Linked DNA regions of Homo sapiens: region 2 is linked to region 1. Evidence: chromatin contacts called from ENCODE Hi-C or POLR2A ChIA-PET data. All regions are on one chromosome and are shown on one strand. The core of a region is the stretch at or near the end of the contact, and the rest is flanking DNA. Distances in the headings are between cores, read along the strand shown.

Region 1 (7,416 bases), core at 3,463-5,962:
AATAACAGATTAAATTAGCTCTACAATTAAATCTCCATTTGATGTAATGTAAACATTTGAATGTTTCTAAGTTAATGTTCTTCTTCTTTTTAAACAGAATATCCTGAATATACTGACCCGTCTTTAAGGTGTCAGGTTCATGTTAGCATTACTGCTAATTAACGACTGACCATGATGCAGCGCTGTGGTAGTGGAGCTCTCGACGCTTAGTGAAGTGATTGAGGATATTTGTGTCTATACTACACGAGCCCAGGTTTTTCAGCAGCACTATTTTTTATATTCAAAGTTTCCCATGTTAATCCAGAAAAGCATAAATTCCAAATCTTTAATTTAAAATACTGTGGTAAGTATATGCCCTAGGTGGCATCAAGGCTACCAGGAAGCTGTGCTGTTTTCTGGGGAGTAGAAACTCCCTCACTGTGTCCTTCCACTGGGCATGTGTCACTGTCTCAGTTGTGGAGGGATATGGGGAAGCAGGTCAGTGAGAGGGCGGTGATGTTAACTTATCCCAGTTAACACCTATTCTTTCACTGCCTCAAGAATGAATCCCTGAGGATATTAATGAACATGTTACCAATCTAGAAACAAATAATCCTGAATGAGTAATTCTGTTACCCGAATCAATGAGAAATAAATAATCCAACGCATTCACTTTCCACCTCCATTAATCATTCTAGTTTTTAACTTCGTTTTACCAAAAGAAGGAATATCACTCCCGTTTTCTCCTGTGGTCATAGTGGTGCTATCATGAGTGCCAGAGATGTGTTCTGCAGACTGGACCACGGTGCATGCAGCCTGTGCGTACACGTGTAGCCCTACACCAGCAGTCCAGGCAGCTCCCCACTCACCTCTCTGTTTGGAAGGCTCCTCCTCCTCCGTCGGCTCTGACGGGTCGTAATAGTCGCTACCGTAAGTGAACCCCACGGCATTGTAGCTCCCATCCTCTGCTAGTGCTTCACTCAATCGCTTGTATTCTTCCTCTTGAATAAAAATGAGAATTTTATCAACAAAAATAGAAAATTACTGAGAAAAACTTTATATATTTCTAAAGTTGTAGCTATCAGTAAAGCATACAACATACTTTTTTCAACCTACTTTTGAGGTAAAATAGTTTTAAAAATTCACACTTTATATCTATCATTATGTACTTTTGTCAGTACATGTTTACCCACAGACAGCTGAATACACGTCTTTTGTGGAAAATTTCTTCCTGCTGAGAAAATTTTGGGATTAAGAACTGTATTAAAGACTGTTACGGCAAAGACAAGAACATCAATTTTATTTATACGATACTGTTAAAGAAGAACAGTTAAAGAGTTTGGTTTTTGTTTTTTTCAAATCCCAGTCTGCCCTCAAAAGCTGGGAAAATTCTTTGTGGCTCTATATATAAACTATCCTGAGGTCCTCTCAGAACGCAAAGACTCCTGTTTTTCCAATCCACTGGGTACTGTCAAGATAATATCAGAAAGAGTGAGTATAAAAAAATGAATGGGAGTAAATTTTTAAATACTTAAAAATTTTAAAAAGTTTGTTGCTGAAGTAAGTTTGTCTTGAGCAGTACCTTGCCTTGCCTCCTCCTCAAGCAAGTCCGTATGCAAGGCTAAATACCTCTCTTCATCACACAGGGCCTCTATTCGCGCCTCCTCTTCAGACAGCTGATAATCTCTGTTCCACGTGGAATACTCAGCATCGTACTCAGAAAGGTCATGCAGGTGACCACGTCCATCATATCTGTAATGTGAACAAGCTGGTCAATAAAAGGAAATTAACGTCTAGACTGGTGTGCGTGTGTGATGTTTTATATATGTATATATATATACACACACATACTTACCGATTAAAATAAACAAAAATATTAAAACAAGTATAAAAACTCTTCCCAGATTTATATTTAATTTGGATAGTCATATCTCACCTACTTTTAAACTCAAGTTATCTTAACAAACTCTAAATTCCTTTCCACAGTAAGATAACATTTATAACTAAAGGCAAACAATCCATTAATAGCAAAAATGGTACCCACTTCACTGGCAGTTCTTACCATTATGGTTTGGTCAACCATTCAATGCCACTTGCAAAAAATTATTATTTTTTTCTGAAAAGTTAAATATCATAGCTTACATTCACACAAACCAAATACATAAATACCTATCCGTAAGAACCAAACGGTCGAAATTTCCTCGCTTCTTTCTGCTAGTCCCGAACTCTCAGGAGAGATCTTCACCAAAGAAACTTGCGTCCATTGGAGGTAAAATCTTGGCTAGGCTCGCCCCCTAGCCACTTGGCTGAGGAAATAAGTGCTGGGTTACGTGATAGAGAGACACACATACATTGGAACAGTGACATATACATGCAGTTTAAGGAGGTTCACTGGGAACAGAGCAAAACTATTAGAAGATATGGTATCAATATTTCCTTCTGAACTTTATACCCTCAAGGAAATAACATACATGAAGACACTTCCATGTTTCTCTTGCATGGACCAAACAGTAGTTTGGCCAAATAAGTAATGGGAGCACTTTCTGCTATGCTTTTAACATAAAGGATTCAATGAGGATGCTGTCAACGTGTAACTGTCAGATAATAAATGAATGAGTTAGTGAACTTTACTTAAAACACTCAGGTTTAGGGTTTCAAAAACAAATGTAGAGAAACAAACAAAAGTCTGCTTATTTTTTTAATGCTGACTTTTGTAATGGGAACCAAAAATATTAATGTAGACCAAAAAAGACATTTACAGGAAAAAGGCCCAAAATTCCAAGGTAGTCAAGTTACTGCATTTCATTAAATTTCAAAATTAATTGGATTTTGATGTAAACCTCCTTAACTTACAAATGTAGATTATTATTAAAAATATTATACATGTACATGTGCGGCGTTTGCTCCCCACCAGTTTTGGAAGACCTAACTCAAATCATGTACAGAATGATAGGAAAACTGTACAAAGAGCTCAGACTTCATTGCTTACCAAACTTTAATGATAAATAACACAAGTGACACTTTGGAAAAGCAAGCCTGACAACTCAGGCGACACATTCAATATAAACCATGGTGTGAAGGCACAGCACGCTTGAGCACAGCACGGAGCCATCAGATCCAGACATGATCTGATTCCGCGGCCCTCCCTTCACCAGTTCTCGTTTTCGAGCTCTAATTCCAAAAGGAAACGTCAGGGATGGAAAAAGGCCTATTTGGTCATTAATGTGTCCATTCTGGCCAGCTCAGAGGTCATCCCTACAGTCATGCTCCAGGGCTATGAAGAATCCAGTTTTAATGGTCTCAAACGATGGGCTTTCTTCACGTGGAGAGACTATTCCACAGTTTAATGGTTGGTCATGGTTAGCTTTTCAGTCCGGGCCCCAGAAGTAGCCGAACAGGCAAAAAAGAAAAAAAACCACCCCACAACAACCCCAAAACCCAGAGACGAGGGGAAGGGGGATTGAAAAAATGGGAAGAAAGAGGGGAGCAAACCACCTACATCATGTAATGTTATCCTTTTCAAATCAAACGCCTTTAGAAATCCCTAATCCCAGGCCCCCACTGCCCATAATCGCTAGACACCCTCGAGTGACGACCTAAAGCAGGTTTGATTTGAAAAGAAACAACACATCTATATCCCAGCTCCACCCTTCAGTCTTAAGAGACAGTGAAACCAGCCCTAAGAACACTATCTCTTCCAAGAGCAAGGCCAGGGTCCGCACGAAGTCAAGTGGCCACCAACTGACGGGCAACTTTGCTCACTACCTCAATCTGTCAAACTCGTCGGATTATCACCGGGAAATCAAACGTCATGCCGGCAAAGTACGGGCGCTCCACTGAGGGCTCTGGGGGCATAACAGGTTAAGGCTAACTCACAGGTCCAAGAGACACTTCTAGCCACTGTCTCAGTGAGCGGCGGTTCGGAAGAATAAAGGCACGCCTCCCAGGGTACCCTCCCAGTACACCGAGCAGTGAGAGCGCGGCAAGTAGAAAAGCAGCGCACGACCCCATGGCATCGCCGGGCGGCAGGCCCAGGTGCACTCAGGAAAAGACCCTGGGCACTGGCTGCTTTCACCGCGCGGAATCGCCAACTGCAGCCCAGCGACAGGGTGAGGGGTCGAGAGGGGCTGCGGGACCAGAGACGATCCCTCCGGAGACGGACGCGGCACGCAATTCCAGCCAGTGCCTTAGGGCAGGTTTCACCGTCCCCCTCCCCACCAGAACACCAGGAGGAGGTGGGGACAGGGGAGGGGGTGTCCCCCAGATCCCCGCTGGCTCCAGAAAACTCTCTGCAGTCCTTGCAGTCAAGTCAACATCAGACGAGATCAAGCGGGTGAGGGAAGGGAAGGATCGACGGGTGGGGAGAGGAACCGACCTGTCGATGAGGATCTTGTGGTCCCCCATCCAGGGGATGAGGTGCTGTCCCTGTTCCTGAGCCAGGGCCCGCTCGTCGTCCCGGAACAGCTTGCAGGCATAGCCGAAAACCAAGAGCTCCACTCGGCTGCCCCCACCGCCGGCACCGCCTGGCCCGGCCTCCTCCTTCGCGCCGCTTTTCCTCTCGGGTTTGGCGCGGCCCCCGCTCGCGCCGTACATGACAGCGTCCCCGGCGTCCAGGCTGGTCCTCTTCTGTGCCGCGCGACGTCCCTGATACCTCCACTTGGCCTACCCCTTCAGTCAAAGACCCCGCATCCCGTACCCAACCTCAACACCGCCGCCATAGCGGGCCACAAAATGGTGGAGGGGCAGCTTCCGGCAGGAGAGCCCGCATTTCCGGCGAGCGGACCGGCAGATTCGCCTAGGCTTGGAGCTCTTTTAGCCGCTAGGAAATATTTTGGCTTTAATTTTCGCATTCAGGTGTGCCGCCACAATAGGCGCTGCTGTATTCAGTGGAAAGTGCAATTTTAATGTCCGTTTTATCGGGCAGCCGTCAGGACGTGGCGAAAGCGCAGCGTGGGATCGCGCGCCGGCTTCCGCTGCGGCCAGTCGGGCGGCGACGGAGTCGGAGGGAGGGGCCCGGCGCGCTCTGGGCCTTGGGCGAGTCCTCGTGGGTGGCGGGTTGCTGCAGCCTGCCACATGTGTGGAGGCCTCGGGTCCACCCCGAGCCTCCGCGCCCCTCACCATGTCCGAGTCGCTGGGGCCGTGCGTGCTCTGCCCAGGGTGGCGATGTCCTTTTCCTTGGCCCCGTTTCCTTCTCCATCCCTAGGGGGACTTGGTCCCCGACCCGCCCACCTTTGAAGGTTTCCGAGGCAGCAGAGGCCCCTGCGCTGCAAATCACTCGCGGGTGGCGAGATTTCGGAAACCTGAGACCCTTGTCGCCGGGAGATGGTCTGGCGGGGCAGGGAGACCCCAGTCTGGAGACTGGCCACCTGGATACGGTGCAATTTTGCTTGGTGTGTTTCCTCCTGGGCCGCAGTTTTCCCATCGGTGGTTCCATTAGGATCTTTCGGTCCCTTTTAGCTCAGTAATTTCAGGTCAGACAAAGGGCCTGGAGTGCAAAATCTTAGGCTTTGGGATGGGATGGGATATCCCCATGTTTGCCCTTGAGTGGAAAACGATGACAGATCGTCTCCTTTCTGGGCCTCAGATCCCCTCTCCATAAAAATGGAATCTTTCTACCAGTGATGTTGAAATGAGATAATGTATATGAACCTTTAACTGATTTTTGGAAATTAAGAAACAGGCAGTTCCCACCAAACGTCTTTTGTTGTGGTTTCCCCTGACTGGGTCATGCTTCTGTCTTCATTTGCCAGGCTCCTTACCCAAGTTTAACTCAGTCATCCATTTCTCCACCTGGCCTTATGTGTCTACGTTGTCTGGAGTTTCCCCTCACTGGTGGCTAACTTGTGCCTTCCGATTTGTCTGTGTACCTCTCATCACCACCTTAGGTTACATCCTGTGTTCAGCATCCCACCAGAATTAGCTTTAAGAGATCAGGGACATTGTTGGGGTCACCTTAGCATCCTCAGCACCTAGAATGGTGCTTAGCACACTGTGGGCCAAATACTGGTTAATACCTGTAGAATGAGCCGGGCCAGCAGCTGAGCATGCGTGGCCAGGCCATCATCTTCCTATCTAACTCTACAAGACTGCTCTGCCACTGCTGAGGAAGATGTATGTGTCATGGTTACTTGATAAAAACACTGTTGTTTGCCCCCAGGCATTTACTAGTTTGTTTCGGTGCTGGGCTCCCTTCAAGCTTTCCCTTGGGTTCAGGTGTGGGGTGCTAAAGCAAATAAGGAGGCCATTAGCTTGAGATCAACTCTGTAACACCAGCTCCTATGCAAGCAAACCAAAACCCAATCAAGTAATTTTTCTGCTTCCGTGTTGGGTCTATAAAAGCTTGCTGCTCATGCTGCTGAGTGGAACTCTCTGAACCTCTTCTGCTTCTGCATGCTGCCTGATTCATGAATTGTTTTCTTGCTCGAATAAACTCGAATTTGTTTTGTGTAAAGTTTCTCTTTTAACAGTTCTGGTGTCAGAAATGGGATCTGAAGGCCCCCCTATTCCCTCAATGATGACCTCTGGGAACAGTGACTAAACAGATGCAGGTGCTTCATTGTGCAGGACAGTTCTCTGTATAGCCTTGGGCCTACCCACTTCTCCCTCCTTTTCCTTTGTAGTTTTCAAGAGTAACTGCATAACGAGCTGGGATGCAACATCCTGAGATAGGGAGGGACTGGCTGAAGTAGCCCAGGCTCTGTTCCAGTTCTCCCCTAGAAATAGAAGGTCCTTCAACACTTTAGCCCAGTGATTCATGTGACATGTGGTATGTAATCTGGGTGGGCTGCTCTTCGGGATCTCTTATCTGTGGTGTAAGTGAGGAATACGCAGTAGAGATTTCATCCACCTGGGCAACTTTCTGAGCTTTGGGGGGATTGGCTCACAGTGAGTCCTAGTCTTCGTCTCCTACCACCTGTCTATAGGTAATAAATGCACTACATGTAAATTGTTGCTTATGAGAATTCAGAACAGGTTGGTAACCAGTGCCCGTGGGCCTGCTTCACACACTGAGCCATTTGTGCTCAGGGCTTCTCACTGCACATTTGGAGGCCGCCACTTGTAGGCCCTGCTTGGATACAAACTCTACAACTTGTGTCAAATTCTTAAAGTTTATTTGAGCATTTTTGATCTGAGCTGGGTCCAGAAGTTACAACAGAAACTGGGACTGGATCCAGTACAAGGCCTATGGGAGCAGGACTGAGTCCAGTAGGAGGCTTATGGTAGGAAAGGGTATGAGAATACAGGGAATGATGCCTTCATTTGGATCCAAGGAGTCTGAAACTCCTCCACCTGGAACTCCAGCCAATTTCATGTATAAGAACCTATGAACCCAGAGTCTGCACTTTTCCAGAGAAATGGGTGAACCTACCAAAGGTAATCTAAGAGTTAACAGTGGTCAAAGTGAGGAAGTTTTAACCTAGATAAAATTGTTCACTT
Region 2 (7,416 bases), core at 3,416-5,915, 430 kb before region 1:
ACTCACCGAGGGGATTAGGGGTGTGGTAGGAGTGAGGCGGCGGCACTCACCGAGGGGATTAGGGGTGTGGTGTGAGTGAGGCGGCGGCACTCACCGAGGGGATTAGGGGTGTGGTAGGAGTGAGGCGGCGGCACTCACCGAGGGGATTAGGGGTGTGGTAGGAGTGAGGCGGCGGCACTCACCGAGGGGATTAGGGGTGTGGTGTGAGCGAGGCGGCGGCACTCACCGAGGTCGCAGGCGCGGGTGAGGAAGTCGATCATGAGCGTGGGCTGCGCCAGCTGCGGCAGGATGGCGTCATGCACAATCAGCAGCACCTTCTTGTAGAGGCTGAGGGGCAGCTGGGCGGGGGCCGGCAGGTGGGGGTGAGGGGCGGGTGGGCGGGGGCCGGCGGGTCGGGGTGAGGCCTCCGCCCTGGGGGAGACCCGGATGCCGCCCCCGCCCCCTCCCCGGCCTGGCCCCTACCTTGTGCTTGAGGAAGCTGAGCCACATGGCCTGGAAAACCCTCCTGTGCTCCTGCAACGGGGTCCAGACTGCACTCGCCGCCCTCCCCACCCCAGACCAGAGCCCGAGCAGCTGCCAGGGCACCCCGAAGCCCAGCCTGAGCCAACACAAGCCTGCTCTCCACTTTTCTGACCCTGCCTTCCTTCTTCCTGTCCCCATTCAAGTCAGGTACGCCTTGCCCTCGAGGCTGGAGTCTCAGAACAGCCAAGAAAGCAGCTTTGGCAAGACCATGGCCAAGAGGGGGGCTGCGCCCAAAACAGCCCACGGGGCCCACAGGTGGCACCAGAGGCTTGACTCCAAGAGGCGGCGGTGGCCTCTGACCCAAGGGAGGGTCCCGAGTTCACAGGTCTCGTCACCTCCCACACTTCGAGTGACCTGGTGGCCGTGCAAGCTGCCACCTGTACCCTGGGAGTTTCCTCTGGTGAGGAAGGCGGCAGCCTCCATGGGGTCTCACATGCACCCCACACACACCCCCAAACCCGGGAGGGTGCCCGGCTCTCCAGAAGCAACTCACCTTCAGGTGAGCAACCTTCCAGGTGTCCCACAGCTCTGCAGGGAAAGCGAGGGCAAAGGTCACCTGACCCGCAGGGGAGGCAGACCAAGGCTCAGCCCTGTCCGCCCCTGACTCTCAGCACACTCACCCGCCCGCTTCACATAGAAGCTGGAGACGGTGGGCTCCCGGCGGGGCAGGCTCACGGCAGACAGCAGCGTGAAGGCATTGTTCCAAAAGGCGGGGGGCACCTGCGGAGCCTGGCCTGAGTGCCTGGACGCCGCCCCCCAGTCCCTGCCTCCCTGGGAGGCAACAGCATGATGCTGGCGACAGGACCCCATCACCCACCTCGGGGTGCTGGCCAGTGACCCGGGCCACGGCATCCACGGCTGCCTGCATGGTGTGGTAGCGGGTGTCGTCGTAGTCCAGGTACTCCCGGAACTGGGACAGGAGCAGGCTCTGGTCCTCCTCAGGAGACAGCAGGCCTCCCACCACCAACTAGGGGCAAGGACCAGTGAGCAGCCCTGCCCGGCCCAGCATACGCCAGCAAGGTCCAGGCAGGCAGCCCTGCCCCATCGAGCCCCCCAGGCAGACTCCTCCTGGTTGGGTGGGCCACAGGAGCCACAGGAGTGTCCCAGCCAACAGCCAGGCTCAGCTCAGCAGGCCCCGCCCCCACTACGGGGCCATCCTGGGATCTGGCCAGCCAGCCAGGCCCTCTGGGAGTCCCCAGCAAGGCCCTCACCTTGAAGAGCTCTCGGGGGAACAGGTAGTTGCCTTCCCACTTGGACTTCTCCAGGGGGTGCGCTCCTTCCAGCTGCACGAACTTCAGGAGTGCGCTGAGGGCCAGCTCCTGGGAAGGGGGCAGTGCAGGGTGGCTGTGATGCCCTCACCCCACGGATGGGCCCAGAGCTCAGCCCAGTCAGGGAGCCCCTCCCATCTAGGCCCAGAGCTGAGAAAAGGGCGGCCGGGCCTTCTCTTGCTCCACACGCCACCAGATGCCACTCTGGGCTTCCGTGTCCCACCCATGACGTAGAGATGACAAGATCTCTAGTTAAAGAGATCCAGTGCTCACGACAGAGTCTGGCGGGGGAAGGGTACACAGCCCAGGTCTGCTTTATGGGCCACCTGACTGCTCTCTCGTCACCTGTGTCACGGGAATGCCACCATAACCCTTGGGAACAGCTGTGAAAACACAGGCGTGTGATGCCAGCATGGTGCCCAACTCAGACCCAGGCTTGGAAGCTCTCATCTCGGGGTGGCAAACTCAGTGCTTTCAGGGCCCAGGCAAATGACACCACAAAGCAAAAGAGCCTCGTGCGGGATGACAGGAGCACACGGCTGTCTCAGAGCTGTCTCTGACTCTCCCTCCAGCCAATCGCAGCCATGAACAAACTTAGACCCCGTGTTGACAGAACTGATTATTTCTTTCTGAGAAGGTGGAAACTGGTTATTTTCACGTGGTATCTCCCCAACATTTAAAAGTCTGCAGCTCGGCTATAATTATAGACAGACGTGTTGGCGAGGATGTGGAGTATGGAACTCTCAAATGCTGCCAGGGGGAGGGTAAGATAGCGCAGCTACTATGGAAAACAGTCTTGTAGTTCCTCAGAACATTAAAAACACAGCTGCTGTGTGGCCTTGTAATTCCACTGATAAGGCATATTCAAGCAAAAGAAACATCACACAAGAGTTTGTACGCGAACGTTCACAGTCCGCTGTTCGTAACAGCCAAAGGTGGAAACGACGCAAATGCCCAGCAACCTACGAGCGGCTGAACGATACGTGCTGTGCTATACGACGCGCTGCTACTCAGCCACAAAGAGAACGAACTTCGAACACGCCGATGAGTGGAAGAAGCCACATACCGTATGATCCCCCTTATGAGGAGCGTCTAAAAAAAGCAAACCCATTGATCCAGGAAGTAACCACTGATCCAGGAGTGGCTGCCTGGGGCTGGGGGTGGAAAGGGGCGGGATATGGAAGCGATGGTAACTGGTACAGGATTTCTTTTCGGGGCGATAAAGATGTTCTGGGATAGCGGCAACCACTGCACAACACAGTAACAGATGCTAACTTCTCAGCTTTAAACGGTAAACTGTGCCTCAGTTATTCCTCACTACAGATTTTAAGAAAGCTCATAATGCATTCCCATGGCTGCAGACCACAGTGTGATCTGAGCAAACACATCTGTGGACTGGCACGAGGCTTGGTGTGCGTGCTCTATGCAAACACAGAGATCCCCGTGGATGCCACTGGAAATGAACACGGATTCTGCGTCTTCAATATTCACTACAGGACTCGATAGCCATGTTTCTGAATGGGACTGAACACCCACAGGGTGATGCTCCCATGAAGGAAGCAGCTTTGCCTGGACAATTGTGGGAGCCCCAGACCTCTGCTTTGTGGATAACCTGGGAGTTGGGGTGCAGGGGATGGACAAGGATGAGGCCAGCCCAATGACCCACCTTGACCTGAAAGGAGGGGTGGCCCAGGAGCTCTCCCAAGCGATTGCAGCAGCTGTGATAGCGGTGTCTCATCCACACCTTGTACTTCCGTGTGGCTCCCTGGGACCCTGCAGACAGGTTAGGGTGGTCAGCCCACGTGAGGCCCACATACGCCACCCTGGGCCCAGCCCAAAATCTCAGGCCTGGCTCCACCCTCCCATTGTCTTCTACTCAGCCTCCGCAGGTGGAAACAGGTCGCTAAGGCCCCCAGACCTGTGCTGAGACCAGCACATTCCCTGAGCCCTGCAAACAGGAAGAGCACCTCCTACCCCAGGACTGCCCCAGCCAAGCTGCCAGGAGCAGGATCCACATCCCCTCTCTTTACTCCAAGACCTGACGTCCCCAGGATGGGGACATAAAGGAAGCTCCGAGTTTAAGCGACCGTGTCAGGATCAGTCAACATCAAATTACAAAAGGGGTGCAAAGCACACAAAAAGTCGTACCTTGTCCAGTGTTCATCTACACTCAGCTGCAGGGCACCCATGTCACCCCTGCCCCAACGCCACCATCCATCTTCCACGGTGGGCTTGGTGCGTCCTCCCACCAGCCTGCACGGCCTGTGCCAGGGTTGGGGGCGCTCATCCCATGGTGACAAAGCCTCCCTCCGACCCACGGAAAGAGAAGAGCAGCCCCGGGGCCCTCCAGGGCTCACCTGTCATGACCATCTCCTCAGAGGGCAGCTGGCCCACAAACAGCTCTCCCCGCTCCAGCAAGGCCCCGAAAAGACGGCTGCACGTGCGGACTGCTTCCTGGATCTCCTCCTGGTCCTCAGACTGCAGGAGAGGCGGCGGCAGGGTGCCCGGCCGCCAACTGTCACCTTCGCCCCTGCCTAGGCTGCCCCCAACCCGTTCCCTTCCCCCTCGGGACGCCAGCCCCGTCACCCCCGACCCGTGACCCACACGCCTCCCACCCTGACCCCCCAACGCCGTCTCGGAACCTCCTGGGGACCTGCCGCCGCAGCCCCCCATTCAAGTCCCGCTCCCGTGCCGCGACTCCGGCCCTGCGACGCCGCCAGGCCCACCTGCAGCACGGCCAGGATGTCGAACACGGCGTTGGCCTCACTGCGGCTCGCCAGCACCGCCTCCAGCCGGCGGCCCAGAGCCCGGCGAACTCCCGCGGCGCCCGGCTCCCGCTCCATGCCGCCCCCAACACGGAACAACGCGGATTCTCAGCCGCCGGCGCTCCCGTGACGTCACCACTGCGCGTAGAACCCGACGTCATCTCTACGCGCCGTACCCCAACCCCATCTTTTGCGCGGAGCCCGAGTCGCAGGCGTGCCGCCGACGTCATCGCAGCGCGCCACGCCCGAGTCCCAGGCGTGCGGCTGGCCATGGCGCTGTTCTACGTCGCGCGGTACCCGGGCCCCGATGCGGCAGCTGCGGCGGGGCCGGAGGGCGCGGAGGCCGGGGCGCACGGCAGGGCCCGCGCGCTGCTCGAGCGGCTGCAGAGCCGGGCCCGCGAACGGCAGCAGCAGCGGGAGCCCGCGCAGACCGAGGCGGCTGCATCGACCGAGCCGGCGACCAGGAGGCGACGGCGGCCCCGGCGGCGGCGGCGGGTGAACGACGCGGAGCCGGGGAGCCCGGAGGCGCCGCAGGGAAAGCGACGGAAGGCGGACGGCGAGGACGCGGGCGCAGGTGGGCCGCGGGGCGAGCGGGCTCCCTCTGGGGCGCCGGCGACTCGGTGCTGACGCGCTGCCGGGTGGGTGTCTGCCTCGCAGAAAGCAACGAGGAGGCGCCAGGGGAGCCCAGCGCAGGGAGCAGCGAGGAGGCGCCAGGGGAGCCCAGCGCAGGGAGCAGCGAGGAGGCGCCGGGGGAGCGCAGCACCAGCGCCAGCGCCGAGGCGGCCCCAGATGGACCGGCCCTGGAGGAGGCGGCCGGACCCCTGGTCCCCGGCCTGGTGCTGGGGGGGTTCGGGAAGAGGAAGGCGCCGAAGGTGAGCCTCGGCGGGCGGGAGGGTGGTCGGCGTGAGAGGGTAGGCTGCGCGGATTCTTAAGTGCGGCGGTCGCCCCGGAAGATTTCGTTCAGCGAATGTTCCCGGGTCACAGCCGCGCCTCGCTGCCAGGTCTGCAGTTTCATCGCCTAGGGGTCTGGATCCTGCACGTGCAGAGCTCCCGTTTCCTCTGCTAGGCTTGCCCCTGTCCTCCCGCCGCGCCGCGCCAGTTCTGCAAGATGTGTTTGCGTGAACGTGCGGGGTTTCCTGCTGTGCGCTCACCGCCTCAGGAGTAAGTCAGAGGCCGTTCTGCAAGCTCCTGACCGTTGGTGTTTTTGCTTAGCACGTGTGGTTTTCGGTAAAGAGATTTCCGGCGAGACAGGTGAAGAAAGCGAGAAGTTTGACAGAGTGCTCGGGCACCTTAGGTAGGGCAGGTGGAGGAGGTTCTCTTTGAGTTGGGATGCAAAGACTTGAAGCCAGGTCAAGGTTGGGGGTTGGGGGTGCCAGGCAGAGGCCTCGAGGCAGGGACGCCGGCGTGGCTGGGGCAGGCGAGCGCCAGGTCACAGGACCTCCTGGCTGCGGGAGGGTGGGTGCCACTGTGGGTTGATGGGAGGCTACAGAGTGAGTTTGCTCAGGGAGTGGCATCTGCTTTTACTGTTTAACTTCTGAAGGCTGTATGGAAAGCGCATCCTGGGGCTGAGAAGGAGCTGAAGACGACAGAGGTTTCCCCAGCCTCCCTCCCCTAGCTTTTTCCACCGTGGGCTTCTGCGCGAGAGCCTGGAAAGCGCTCACCTGGCCTCTCTTTCTTTTTGATGGCAGGTCCAGCCTTTCCTGCCAAGGTGGCTGGCTGAGCCTAACTGTGTCAGAAGGAATGTCACCGAAGACCTGGTTCCTATCGAGGACATCCCTGACGTCCATCCTGACCTGCAGAAGCAGCTGCGGGCACACGGCATCTCGTCCTACTTTCCAGGTGCCCCAGCCCCGGGCAGGCAGCTGAGGGAACACCTCCCTGGGCACCCACACACAAGGCTGTGAGTGGCCGTGGGTCAGGCGTCCCTGCCACATCGGTGCCAAGTGTGGTCTCAGCACTCTCAAGCTCATGGTTCCCACTTGGGTCTCCTGAGGCTGGCGTTCCTCTGGGCCTTGGTGCCATCCCTCTGGGGAGCGGTTCCCAGGCCTCCAGCAGAGCAGCCCAGCCCAGAGGTCACAGGCAGGGAAGCGGCAGGCCTAGGCCTAGGCGTAAACACGACTTCTCTCTCGCCTTTCCTCATCCAGTCCAGGCAGCTGTGATTCCTGCCCTCCTGGAGAGCGCAGCCTGTGGGTTTCTGGTGGGCAGAGGTGGCTACCGGCCTAGCGACCTCTGTGTTTCTGCCCCAACAGGCAGTGGGAAGACACTGGCCTTCGTCATCCCTGTGGTGCAGGTCTGTGTGAGGGTCCCCTTTCTCTACAGCGGGTGTGCAGAGGACAGGTAACAGCCTTGCTGACGCAGGCGCTCCTTCCCCCTCAGGCCCTGCTTTCGAGAGTGGTCTGCCACATCCGTGCCCTGGTTGTGCTGCCCACCAAGGAGCTGGCCCAGCAGGTATGTGGACCCTAGACCTGGAGCGTGGCACCGCCCGCCTCAGCTTCCCTGCTGAGTGCACAGCGATCAGCCCCTGGGGGACCCAGATTAGATCTGGGGTCCTTTTTGCTGCAGTAGGTGGACACCAGCTACCTCCAGGCCAGTGACAGACTTCTCCTGCAGGTGAGCAAAGTTTTCAACATCTACACAGATGCCACACCTCTGAGAGTCTCCCTGGTTACGGGACAGAAGTCTCTGGCCAAGGAGCAGGAGAGCCTCGTCCAGAAAACGTAGGTTGTGTCAGGGTGCGGGTTTTTCAGGGGGTCCCTGCTCAGCCCTGCAGGTGGCCTGAGGCACCGTGGGAGCAGAGGAGGGGCCACCATCTTTAACCACCTGTTCCCGTGAAGAGGAGGAGCTCCCACCGGCCCCCTTCC

Evidence for each region. Hi-C counts contacts between places; a loop is a spot of excess contacts on that map. ChIA-PET counts read pairs that join two places held with the same protein, here RNA polymerase II (POLR2A). Pooled maps may share reads with other maps.
Region 2: a loop to region 1 is called in a map of gastrocnemius medialis, with 7 times the contacts of the local background. The contact joins the promoter of NOC4L here to the promoter of SFSWAP in region 1. A Hi-C loop is called at or near these places in 2 of 168 maps with a recorded cell type or tissue (ascending aorta and gastrocnemius medialis), 4 of 37 single-sample maps with no recorded cell type and 8 of 50 pooled maps. POLR2A ChIA-PET finds 5 or more read pairs at or near these places in 1 of 52 experiments (activated T-cell).

What each region holds. Positions count from the first base shown.
Region 1 is chr12:131,708,386-131,715,801 of GRCh38, reverse strand. SFSWAP (splicing factor SWAP) reads right to left here and starts at 4,712. Exons shown (of 18, transcript NM_004592.4): 1 at 4,355-4,712; 2 at 1,562-1,731; 3 at 849-980. The coding sequence starts at 4,572. RefSeq lists enhancers at 4,478-4,547, 4,638-4,927, 5,068-5,157.
Region 2 is chr12:132,141,706-132,149,121 of GRCh38, reverse strand. It overlaps NOC4L (nucleolar complex associated 4 homolog), which reads right to left and starts at 4,665. Exons shown (of 15, transcript NM_024078.3): 1 at 4,517-4,665; 2 at 4,148-4,268; 3 at 3,457-3,563; 4 at 1,734-1,841; 5 at 1,340-1,489; 6 at 1,143-1,242; 7 at 1,016-1,050; 8 at 463-513; 9 at 227-338. The coding sequence starts at 4,633. It overlaps DDX51 (DEAD-box helicase 51), which reads left to right and starts at 4,803. Exons shown (of 15, transcript NM_175066.4): 1 at 4,803-5,129; 2 at 5,213-5,427; 3 at 6,244-6,394; 4 at 6,700-6,845; 5 at 6,932-7,003; 6 at 7,166-7,272. The coding sequence starts at 4,826. RefSeq lists enhancers at 4,583-4,882, 5,812-6,717 and silencers at 4,893-4,942, 5,013-5,212.